Linked DNA regions of Homo sapiens: region 1 is linked to region 2. Evidence: read pairs that join two places in POLR2A ChIA-PET (ENCODE). Cell type or tissue: B cell. All regions are shown on one strand. Links, peaks and the distances in the headings refer to the core of each region. The heading gives the core; the rest is flanking DNA. Region 1 overlaps ZNF106 (zinc finger protein 106). Region 2 overlaps SNAP23 (synaptosome associated protein 23).

Region 1 (5,379 bases), core at 138-5,137, 59 kb after region 2:
GTTGTCCATACTGCTCTGGAACTCCTGAACTCAAGCAGTCCTCCTGCCTCAGCCTCCCAAGTAGCGGGGACTACAAGCATGTGTCACTGTGCTGGGCTTCTCTCATTTAATACTGAGGTGATAAGCATAGTAGTTAAGGTCATGAATTTTAGACTTGCTTCAAATTGCAATTCTGCTCCTTTGAGCTAGATGCTATATGTAGTGGATGTTACTGGATGACTTAAAATACACTTCAAGCTGAGGGATTGTCCTATGACAAAGAGCTTGTCTCATGGACTGTTAAGCTTTTTGTTGTAAAGGTTTTCTTGCTGAAATTTAAAGTAGAAACTATGCCAAGTTATAAATCAGATATATTTATTTTACTGGCTTTGTCTATACTTCTACTTGTGCCTTACTACACCAAGATGAAATGCTTTCCCTGACCTCCATGGGCTTTCCTACCTCTAGGATGCTAGGAGGCACTTCACCCTGGATTCTTTTTTTTTAAATCAGATACGTTTATTCAACTAAAGTTTGCGTTGGTACCACGTGCGTGAGACTTCTACGATCATGTTAGAGATGGTAGCAATAGTGAAGAACAGTGTATGGCTATCTTAGAATTGATTCCTTTTTCTCCTCTTGGATAATGGCTTTTACACATTGGATTTTATTCAGTTTTCTTTATCCTTCCAGGATGGATCTTCTCCTGAACTCCCAAGTCTTGAGAGAAAAAATAAAAGAAGGAAAATTAAAGGAAAAAAAGGTATGGTGCAGAATATTTTGGAAGAAAGAAGTTGGTGTTTTTTGGTTTTTTTTGGGGGGTGCGGGTTTTTGGTAACCTCCAACTCTTGGGCTCAAGCAATCCTCTTCTCTCAGCCTCCCGAGCAGCTAGGACTACTGGTATGTGACACTACATTAATTCTTTTATTTTTTTGTAGAGACAGGGTCTAGCTATATTGCCCAGGCTGGACTCAAACTCCTGGACTCCAGTGATCCTCTCACCTTGGCCTCCCAAAGTGTTAGGATTATAGATGTGAGCCACCGTGCCCAGCCCCAAGAGGTTCTTGTAGCAGTTCAGCGTTTGTGCAGCTTGACACAGAGCATAGCTTGTCATTTATCAAACACTGATTGTCCATTTACTTTTTTTGGACATTTTTGTTGCCTTGCTTAAGAGGAAAGAAAAGTTTGATTTCCTAATACATCCAGTTAACAACTGTAGAAGAAATATATGATGTCACATAGACTTGTAAGCCAAGGTTAGTATACCACTTGGACAATATAAAGCCAGGAAGTTTCCTTGAGCCTTTTCAGTGGGATGAAATGTGTTGGCCCTCTTGGTCATGTATAGCCATTTCTCTCACTTTCAGTTTTTGAGGCATCTTGGTTGCTTCCCCGCTGCCCCACCTCCACACTCCCTTCCTTGGTTGCTTTTCTAAAGTGAATTATGGAAAGAAGTTATTAACATTGCTCCCTCATTGATGTATTTCTGTGATTCTTGCTTTTCCTTGACTCTAACCCAGTTCTAGTATAAGGGCTAGTCCTGGAAGTGATTGGATGAGGCTTGAGTGAGTGGATGTGATGGATAAGGGAGGAGTCAAGGACAACCCACATTTCTGGCTGGGCCAACCAGATGGAGCATATGTAGAGCTAGAAAACTCCATGAGAGGAGCAGATTGAGAATAGAGAAAGATGATGAATTCCCTCAGGGATTCTTTGACTTAAAGGACCTTTGAGATAACCTAGCTAGAAATATCATAGTCAGTAGTTGGATATGTGGGTGTGGAGCTTAAGGGAGAGGTCCTGGCATATTGAATAGGAAACAGACAAACACAATGATGGTAAATACATACACAGAACATTTTATTCAAACTAAGTTAAATGTACTATTTCAAAGCTGTATTTTCTTCAGGAAGTCTTCTCTAATAAAAACAATTTTTAAGTCAACTAACAGACTAAATATGGATTGGAAAGAGAGTGCAAGCAGTCTAGGTCTAGAGTCCAATCTAAGCAAAAGTCCTGTGTGAAGACAGTGGTAGATAAAGGAAGAATGGGAAACGAGTCCTAGAACAGGTGGTTTGCATGGGACAGATTTCACCTGGAAAGGTGGTGGTAGAAGGCGGTGATTAGATGAGACAGAATGATGTGATGGTACACTGGAGCTTATGAGATACCTCCATCTTAGCAGTTCTCACTTTTGGTTCCTAGCTTTGATATCATTGTGCTTGACTAAATGTTTTATGAATTTCCAATGACCTACTGAGGAGAACATAAAGTCTTATCCTAAATAATGGGTATAGTTTAGTCTTCTGAGCTGTGTGATGAGAGGGAAATCTCTCGTATTAACCTGAACCTTATGATTTCTTTTGGCAGAACGTTCTCAGGTTGACCAGCTGCTGAATATTTCTTTAAGGGAGGAAGAACTTAGTAAGTCATTGCAGTGCATGGATAACAATCTTCTGCAAGCCCGTGCAGCCCTTCAGACAGCTTATGTGGAAGTTCAGAGGCTACTTATGCTCAAGCAGCAGGTAACAGCATGTGGAGGATTTAATAAAAATGGATCATCTCCGAAATCTTGTTTTGTGCTGCCAAACCCATGTCTGGAGTCACCCCAAAAGCAATGGCAGGGGAGTTTCCACAAGGGAAGTGCCCCAGACTGTGCCTAATGGGGGACAGTTAGGATTCCAAAGAAAGAAGCACTAAATGCCAGGGTGATGAGTCCAAAGCATTTATTAGGAGAGCTTACTTACAGAGTAGGCTGCAGCAGTCCCCACAAGGGTGTTCTCCCTAGGTATATCCACAGCCAGGGGGCGGGATGTGGAGTTTATATGAGGGTTTAAGGAATTTGGCTCAGGGCCAGGGCCAATTTCTTTCAGTGTTTTGGGCAACAACCTAGATACTTTTATCAGTGCCTGGGAATCTTCAAGGCCCCAGGTAGGGTTCAAGCCTGCTGGAGAAAACCTGCGGCTGGCTGGGTCACAGAGCAGTCAAGACACTCTGATTTTTGGTCAGGACATAGAAGAAAAATGGGGAGACCTAGAGGACCTTACAAGTTGGATTTCAAAATGCTTAATAAAATACTTTATTTTTAGATAACTATGGAGATGAGTGCACTGAGGACCCATAGAATACAGATTCTACAGGGATTACAAGGTATTCAGAGGGCATCTGATGGATTGGGCCCTCTATAGCGTGTTACTTTTTTGTTTTCTCTGCTTTTTTTTTTTTTTTTTTTTTTTTTTGGAGACAGAGTCTTGCTCTATTTCCCAGGCTGGAGTGCAGTGGTGCAATCTCTGCTCACTGCAACCTCTGCCTCCCAGGTTCAAGTGATACTCGTGCCTCAGCATTTGATTAGCTGGAATTACAGGTGCCCACCCCACCCCCAGCTAATTTTTGTATTTTTAGTAGAGACAGGGTTACAGGGTTCGCCATGTTGGCCAGACTGGTCTCGAACTCCTGACCTCAGGTGATCCGCCTGCCTCAGCCTCCCAAAGTTCTGGGATTACAGGCATGAGCCACTGCACCAGGCCTTTTTGTTCTCTTTGAGGGGATGAAAAGTAGTCATGAAAAGGTCATGTTATTTCTCTCCTGTCTCCTTGGTTTCATCCTTTTTTTTTGTTTTTTTGAGACAGGGTCTTGCTCTGTCACTCAGGCTGGAGCGCAGTGGCACGATCATGGCTCACTGCAGCCTTGACCTCCTGGGCTCAAGCAATTTTCCCACCTCACTCCCCCCAGTAGCTGGGACTACAGACGTGTGTCACCATGCCTGGTTATTAAAATTTCTAACTTTTAATTTTATAAAATTATGATTTAAATTGTAAAAATTTAAAGGTTATAAAAAGTTATATAAAATTATAAAAAGTTATAAAAATTAAAAAATGCTTTTATAGAGATGGAATCTCCCAGTGTTTCCCAGGATAGTCCCAAACTCCTGGGCTCAAGCAGTCCTCCTAACTTGACCTCCCAAATGGTTGGGATTACAGGCCTGAACCACCACGCCTGGCCAGTTTCTTCCTTCTATAGAAAGGTCTGTAAACTGTGCATCCCAAAAATGTTTAGCAACAGACAATATGTTATGGAAAGAGTTTTGATTAGGAATCAAAAGGCCTGGGTTCAAATCTTCTCCCTTCCATTAGTAGCCTATATAACTTTGGATAAGTCATTTAAAATTTGAAAAATTGGAATGTTGCTAGGCACAGTGCCTCATGCCTGTAATCCCAGCACTTTGGGAGTCTGAGGCAGGTGGATTCCTTGAGCCCAGAAGTTTGAGACCAGCCTGGGCAATGTGGTGAAACCCTGTCTCTACAAATAAATACAAAAATTATTGATAATTATTATTAGTAATAATAATAATTCCAGCCTGACCAACATGGTGAAACCCCATCTCTACTAAAAATACAAAAATTAGCTGGGCATGGTGGCGTGCTCCTGTAATCCCAGCTACTCAGGACGCTGAGGCAGGAGAATCGCTTGGACCCGGGAGGTGGAGGTTGCAGTGAGCCGAGATTGCGCCACTGCACTCCAGCCTGGGTGACAGAGTGAGACTCTGTCTCAAAAAAATAATAACAATAATAGCTGGGCATAGTGGCATGTGCCTATAATCCCAGCTGCTTGGGAGGCTGAGGCAGGAGAATTGCTTGAGTCCAGGAGGTCAAGGCTGCAGTGAGCAGTGTTTGCACCACTGCACTGCAGCCTGGGTGACAAAGCGAGACCCTATCTCAAAAAAAAAAAAAAAAAAAAGAATGTTGATGCCTATTCTCTCTGTATCCTTGGTGGTTGTAGAGATTATATTCTCCATATTTCGGAGAATTATGAGGGACTATACTAATATACTTATTTATAATTCTTTTCTAATGTTTAAAAATACAAATTAGCTCAGACACAAATGACTTTTCAGATAACATTTTTGCATTTCTATGTATGTATGTTTCCCATTCTAGAAACATATGAACCTTCTGAGCACCCAGACCAGGTTCCCTGTAGCCTCACACGAGAACGAAGGAACAGTAGATCTCAAACATCCATTGATGCCGCACTGCTGCCCACTCCCTTTTTCCCACTTTTTCTGGAGCCTCCATCTTCCCATGTGTCTCCATCACCCACCGGAGCCTCTCTTCAAATAACCACGTCTCCTACTTTCCAAACCCATGGCAGTGTCCCTGCTCCAGACTCATCAGTTCAGATTAAACAAGAGCCCATGTCTCCTGAACAAGATGAGAATGTGAATGCTGTGCCACCAAGCTCTGCCTGCAATGTGTCCAAGGAATTACTGGAAGCTAATAGTATGTAAGCTTTTCTCTGGGTTAAGGGCATCCCAGTAGTGAGACTGGGGCATTTTTATATGAGTGATATAAGCCATACTTGCTCATTAAAACTAAAATGAGCAAGTACAACTAATTTGTC
Region 2 (5,379 bases), core at 156-5,155:
TCGAGATCATGCCACTACACTCCAGCCTGAGTGACAAGAGCAAGACTCTGTCTCAAAAAAAATAAAAAAGAAAGAAAAAAAAAGAAAAGAAAAGAAAGAAGGAAAAGAAATGGAAGGGAGGGAGGGAGGAAGGGAGGAGATAAGAAAACAAGCAAGCAAGAGGCCAGGTGCGGTGGCTCACGCCTGTAATCCCAGCACTCTGGAAGGCCAAGGTGGGCAGATCACCTAAGGTCAGGAGTTCAAGACCAGCCTGGCCAACATGGTGAAACCCCGTCTCTACTAAAAATACAAAAATTAGCCAGGCGTGGTGATGCACACCTATAATCCCAGCTACTCAGGAGGCTGAGACAGGAGAGTTGATTGAACCCGAGAGGCAAAGGTCGCAGTGAGCCGAGATCATGCCACTGTACTTCAGCCTGGGCAACAGCAAGACTCCGTCTCAAAAAAAAAAAAAAAAAATGCAAGCAGAAAGGAAGTAAAAGAAAAGAGAAGAAAAGAAGAAAGGAAAAGTAAATGAGCTTCTTGGAAAGAAATACACAGAAAAAAGGCCCTGGAATTTAAATAAGGCCTTGGAAGATCCATGTGGCTTCATTTGTAAAACTGGTGAGCTACTCAAGAAGTAATGAAGAAAGAGCACTTTAAATCACCATCAGGCCAGGCGTGGTGGCTCATGCCTGTAATCCCAGCACTGTGGGAGGCAGAGGTGGGCGGATCACTTGAGGCCAGTAGTTCAAGACCAGACTGCCCAATACGGTGAAACCCCAGCTCTACTAAAAAGAAAACACAAAAATTAGCCGAGTGCAGTAGTGCACGTCTGTGGCTTGAGCCTGGGAGGCAGAGGCTGCAGTGAGCCAAGACTCACTGCACTCCAGCCTGGGCAACAGAGCAAGACTGTCTGAAAAAAAAAGAAAAAAAAAATCACCATCAATTTCACAGGGTCTTGCAAAGAATGATTTTATAAGATAATTCTTTTTATACTGGTAAACAAGGATTTTGCAGCTAAAATATTCTACCAAATTAGTTTCCTGCCTTATTCCTTCTCTGAAAATTAATCACAATAAAGCTCCTCAATGAGTTACACTCAAAGGGTTTATTACTGTACTTTTAAGTTCAGCATTCTCTTTGGCTTGATAGAAGTCTACGTCCATGGTAACCAATGCATCCGCAGCAAGAGGAAACTTCTGTTTATAGCAGGATAGCATAGTGGGTGAGTGGGAATTCCAGCATATAAATTCCAGCCTCACAATGTATTTGTTGTGTGACCCCAAGTTAATTACCTAACACCACTAAAACTCGGTTTCTGTATTTGTAAAACAAGGATAACATTCTATTTTATAGTTTTGTTTTTTTTGTGAAGATTAAAAAGAGATGATCTACACAAAGTACTTAGTACAATGCCTTGCACATGGCCGGTGTTCAATGTTAGCCATTATATTAATATTTTTACTGAAGTGGAAATAAATAGTAGGCAAAACAAAAGGAAAGTAACAATGTTGAATATGAGTCACATTTATGTAAATGTAGCTGAAAGTAATAGCTACTAAATATTAATAGTTCCATCTGCAAGGCTAAATTTGAATATTAAAGTTGATGATATAAAGTATAGGCTATATACAACTTTTTTTTTGAGACAGAGTCTCACTTTTTATTTTATTTTATTTTACTTTATTTTATTTGAGACGGAGTCTCGCTCTGTTGCCCAGGCTGGAGTGCAGTGGTGCAATCTTAGGTCACTGCAACCTCTGCCCCAGGGTTCAAGTGATTCTCCTTCCCCAGTCTCCCGAGTAGCTGGGATTACAGGTGCCCACCACTACACCTGGCCCTTTTATTATATTATTATTTTTTTTTTTGTAGAGGCAGGGTCTCACTATGTTGCCCAGGCTGGTCTCAAACTCCTGGCCTCAAGTGATGCTCCTGGCTCAGCCTCCCAAAGTGCTGGGATTACATGTATGAGCCACTTTGCCTGGCAAGGGTCTCCTTTATGTTAAGGATGGCTTCCTCCTTTTACTTCCTCTCTGGGCTTTCCTTTCTATCTCCTTCTACACAAACAACTTTAACCATTTTTATATATAGGCCCCAAAACTATGCAAATATACATACATATTTTTTTCTCTTTTTAAAAACTCTTTTCTTTTTACCATACAAAGTCTATAACTCAAATGCAAATATACTAAGTACATCACAGAATCGTATCTACTAAACAGCTTGGTTTCAGGCCAGGCGCAGTGGCTCACATTTGTAATCCCAGCACTTTGGGAGGCCAAGGTGGGTGGATCACCTGAGGTCAGGAGTTTGAGACCAGACTGGCCAACATGGAAAAACCCCGTCTCTACTAAAAAATACCAAAGGCCGGGTATGGTGGCTCACGCCTGTAATCCTAGCACTTTGGGAGGCTGAGGAGGGCAGATCACTTGAGGTCATGGGTTCGAGACCAGCCTGGCCAACACGGCAAAACCCCGTCTCTACTAAAAATACAAAAATTAGCTGGGCGTGGTGGCATGTGCCTGTAATCCTAGCTACTTGGGAGGCTGAGGCAGGAAAATCACTTGAACCCAGGAGGCAGAGGTTGCAGTGAGTCGAGATTGTGCCACTGTACTCCAGCCTGGGCAACGGAGTGAGACACCATCTCAAAAAAAAAAAAAAAAAAATTAGCCAGGCGTGGTGGCGGGCACCTGTAATCCCAGCTACTCAGGAGGCTAAGGCAGGAGAATCACTTGAACCCGGGAGGCGGAGGTTGCAGTTAGCCGAGATCGCACCGCTGCACTCCAGCCTCAGCGACAGAGCGAGACTCCATCTTAAAAAACAACACGAAAAAACAAAACAAACAAAAATCAGCTTGGTTTCAAAGTACACTGAAGCACAAGATTCAAGACAGAAATCATATTAACAAATGGGAAAGTCCCACTAAAAATCAGGAACCAAAAAGAAAACCAAAATTACATTTTCAGGCCTATAGTCCCAGCTACTCAGGAAGCTGAGGCAGGAGGATCACCTGAGCCCAGGAGTTTAAATGTAACCTGGGCAACATAGCAAGACCCTGACTCTAATTACAAAAAAAATTAAACTTCAGTTTTACAGAAGCACCTATGGTAACTTAATTGCTTGATGTCCAACGCCTGGTCTTCAAGTCCCTGTCAAATTAGGAACTTCCACAATTCTACTCTAAGTGACCCAGGAGTAATACTGGGGAGGTAGATGTAGGTTTGATTGTAATCAATTTTATTAACCCTATCAATGAGAATGGTTATGTGAACAGAAAGGGGACGTTCTATGTGAAAGATAAGAACGGGGCTCAAGAGCCAGAAGCTGGCAATCTACCCAGGAAGAGACAATGTGGCAGGCATAAGTGTGGTATCTGCCAGGGAGATACCAAGTACGGGGTGAGATTAATTGGCAAGGATTCACCCTGCCTGAATGAAATATTCACCGAAACCATCCACATAGTTTAGCTCTGATTAAGTTCACTTAGATGCTTTATTTATTTATTTATTTATTTAGGTAGATATAGGGTGGCTCACTATGTTGCCCAGGCTGGTCTTGAACTCCTGGCCTCAAGCAATCCTTCTGTCTTGGACTCCCAAAATGCCAGAAGGCGTGAGACACCACACCCAGCCACTTTGATGCTTTCTGGTTAGTTTTTCAAATATTCCGATATTAAGAGTCAGAAGCTACAGACAGCGAATATAAGCACTCTGCCGGGCGCAGTGGCTCATGCCTGTAATCCCAGCACTTTGGGAGGCTGAGGCAGGCGGATCACGAGGTCAGGAGATCGAGACCATCCTGGCTAACAAGGTGAAACCGTCTCTACTAAAAAACAGAAAATTAGCCGGGCGTGGTAGTGGGCGCCTGTAGTCCCAGCTACTCAGGAGGCTGAGGCAGGAGAATGGCGTGAACCTGGGAGGCAGAGCTTGCAGTCAGCCAAGATCGCGCCACTGCACTCCAGCCTAGGCGACAGAGCGAGACTCCGTCTCAAAAAAAAAAAAAAAAAAAGAGAGAATATAAGCACTCACGTCCCTGGAAAGGATACCCCCAACAGAAAAGAGTGGCATTCTTGCTTATACAAAAGACAACATAGTATAGTAGTTATGTGCCCAATATCTGAAGGCATAATGGTTTCAAATCCTGATTACTGTTAACTTTTCTGTGCTTCAGTTTCCTCATTAAATGAGAATAATGCTTACTTTAAGTGTTGTTACATGGATTGAGCTAATTCAAGCACAGTATTTAGAGCAGTGCCTGGCACACAGTGCTCAATAAAACTATTATAACTTTTCATAATAATTATGAAATATCTCTCGTGATTTTGGCCAGGCATGATGGCTCATGCTTACAATCTCAGCACATTAGGAGGCCAAAGCAAAAGGATTGCTTAAAGCCAGGAGTTTGAGACCAGCCTGGGTAGTAAAGCAAGTCCCCCATCTCTACACAAAATTAAACAACAAAAAAAAAATCAGCCAGGCCTGGTGGCGTGCACCTGTAGTCCCAGCTACTCAGGAGGCTGAAGCAGGGGGATCACTTGAGCTCAGCAGTTTGAGGCTGCAGCGAGCTATGATCATGCCATTGCACCCCAGCCTTGGTGACACAGCAAGACTGTCTTAAAAAACAAACAAACAAAAAAACACAAACACCCTGATTCTCATTTGTGTGGGTCAAAATCCAAGTATGATCAAGTCCAAAAAATTATGATTTTAAATTAAATTATCAAAAAGGAAGAAAAAGCCACAATGTAAGGCTTCAGTGGTGAGGCAGGAATATAATGTGTGTGTGTATGTATGGAGGGCAGGGGATGGCTTTCAAGACAGAACACATATTGTGAAGAGCTTTGTATACTATACCAAGAAGTTTGAAATTTATTTTGCTATGCTGCCTAGGTTGGTCTTGAACTCCTGACCTCAACTGATGCTCCTACTTCAGCCTCCCAGGTAGCTGGGACTACAGACACACCACCACACCTGGCTTGAGTTTTATAAGTATTGAAAGGCCATCGAAAGTAATTTCAATTTCCAAAACACTGTCAAAATAAATTTAAACAAACTTTACATCTAAGTTACAGAACTTACAGAAAGCAACAAGAAGAGAGAATTCTGGAAAAACATAGGAATCAGTGATTTAAATACTTTAGTAGCAATACAACCTAAATTGAAACCCAAACCAAAATGTCAGTGAATCTAAATGAATACAAATGGGCTTCTTCTACTCTTACTATTTAAAAAAACACAGTACATTTTGTTTCCTGGCTCCATAATCCACTTCCTCTAATTGTTAGAGGCACTGGATCCTTCTGTTTCAAGTTTCTACCTATCACAGCAAAGAAAAAGAGCAGTCCTGGCCGGGTGAGGTGGCTCATGCCTGTAATCCCAGCACTTTGGGAGGTCAACG

What was found. Peaks named below come from ENCODE experiments on the same cell type or tissue, not always from the same donor. Only the 100,000 strongest peaks of a DNase experiment are listed, where the experiment ranks them.
Region 1: POLR2A ChIA-PET joins it to region 2 with 6 read pairs; 7 of 35 experiments call an interaction of 5 or more read pairs at or near these places.

What each region holds. Positions count from the first base shown.
Region 1 is chr15:42,441,952-42,447,330 of GRCh38, reverse strand. It overlaps ZNF106 (zinc finger protein 106), which reads left to right. Exons shown (of 22, transcript NM_001366845.3): 7 at 673-742; 8 at 2,350-2,504; 9 at 3,069-3,129; 10 at 4,917-5,258. Among named protein-coding and RNA genes, the nearest start is that of ZNF106, 46 kb to the left of the region's middle. In B cell, for the core only: no CTCF peak of the experiment used is centred there; no DNase peak of the experiment used is centred there.
Region 2 is chr15:42,500,638-42,506,016 of GRCh38, reverse strand. The region is part of intron 1 of SNAP23 (synaptosome associated protein 23); the gene reads right to left. Among named protein-coding and RNA genes, the nearest start is that of SNAP23, 7.7 kb to the right of the region's middle. In B cell, for the core only: no CTCF peak of the experiment used is centred there; DNase peaks (open chromatin) are centred at 776, 2,056 and 2,916; H3K4me3 peaks cover 1,021 bases; H3K27ac peaks cover 5,000 bases.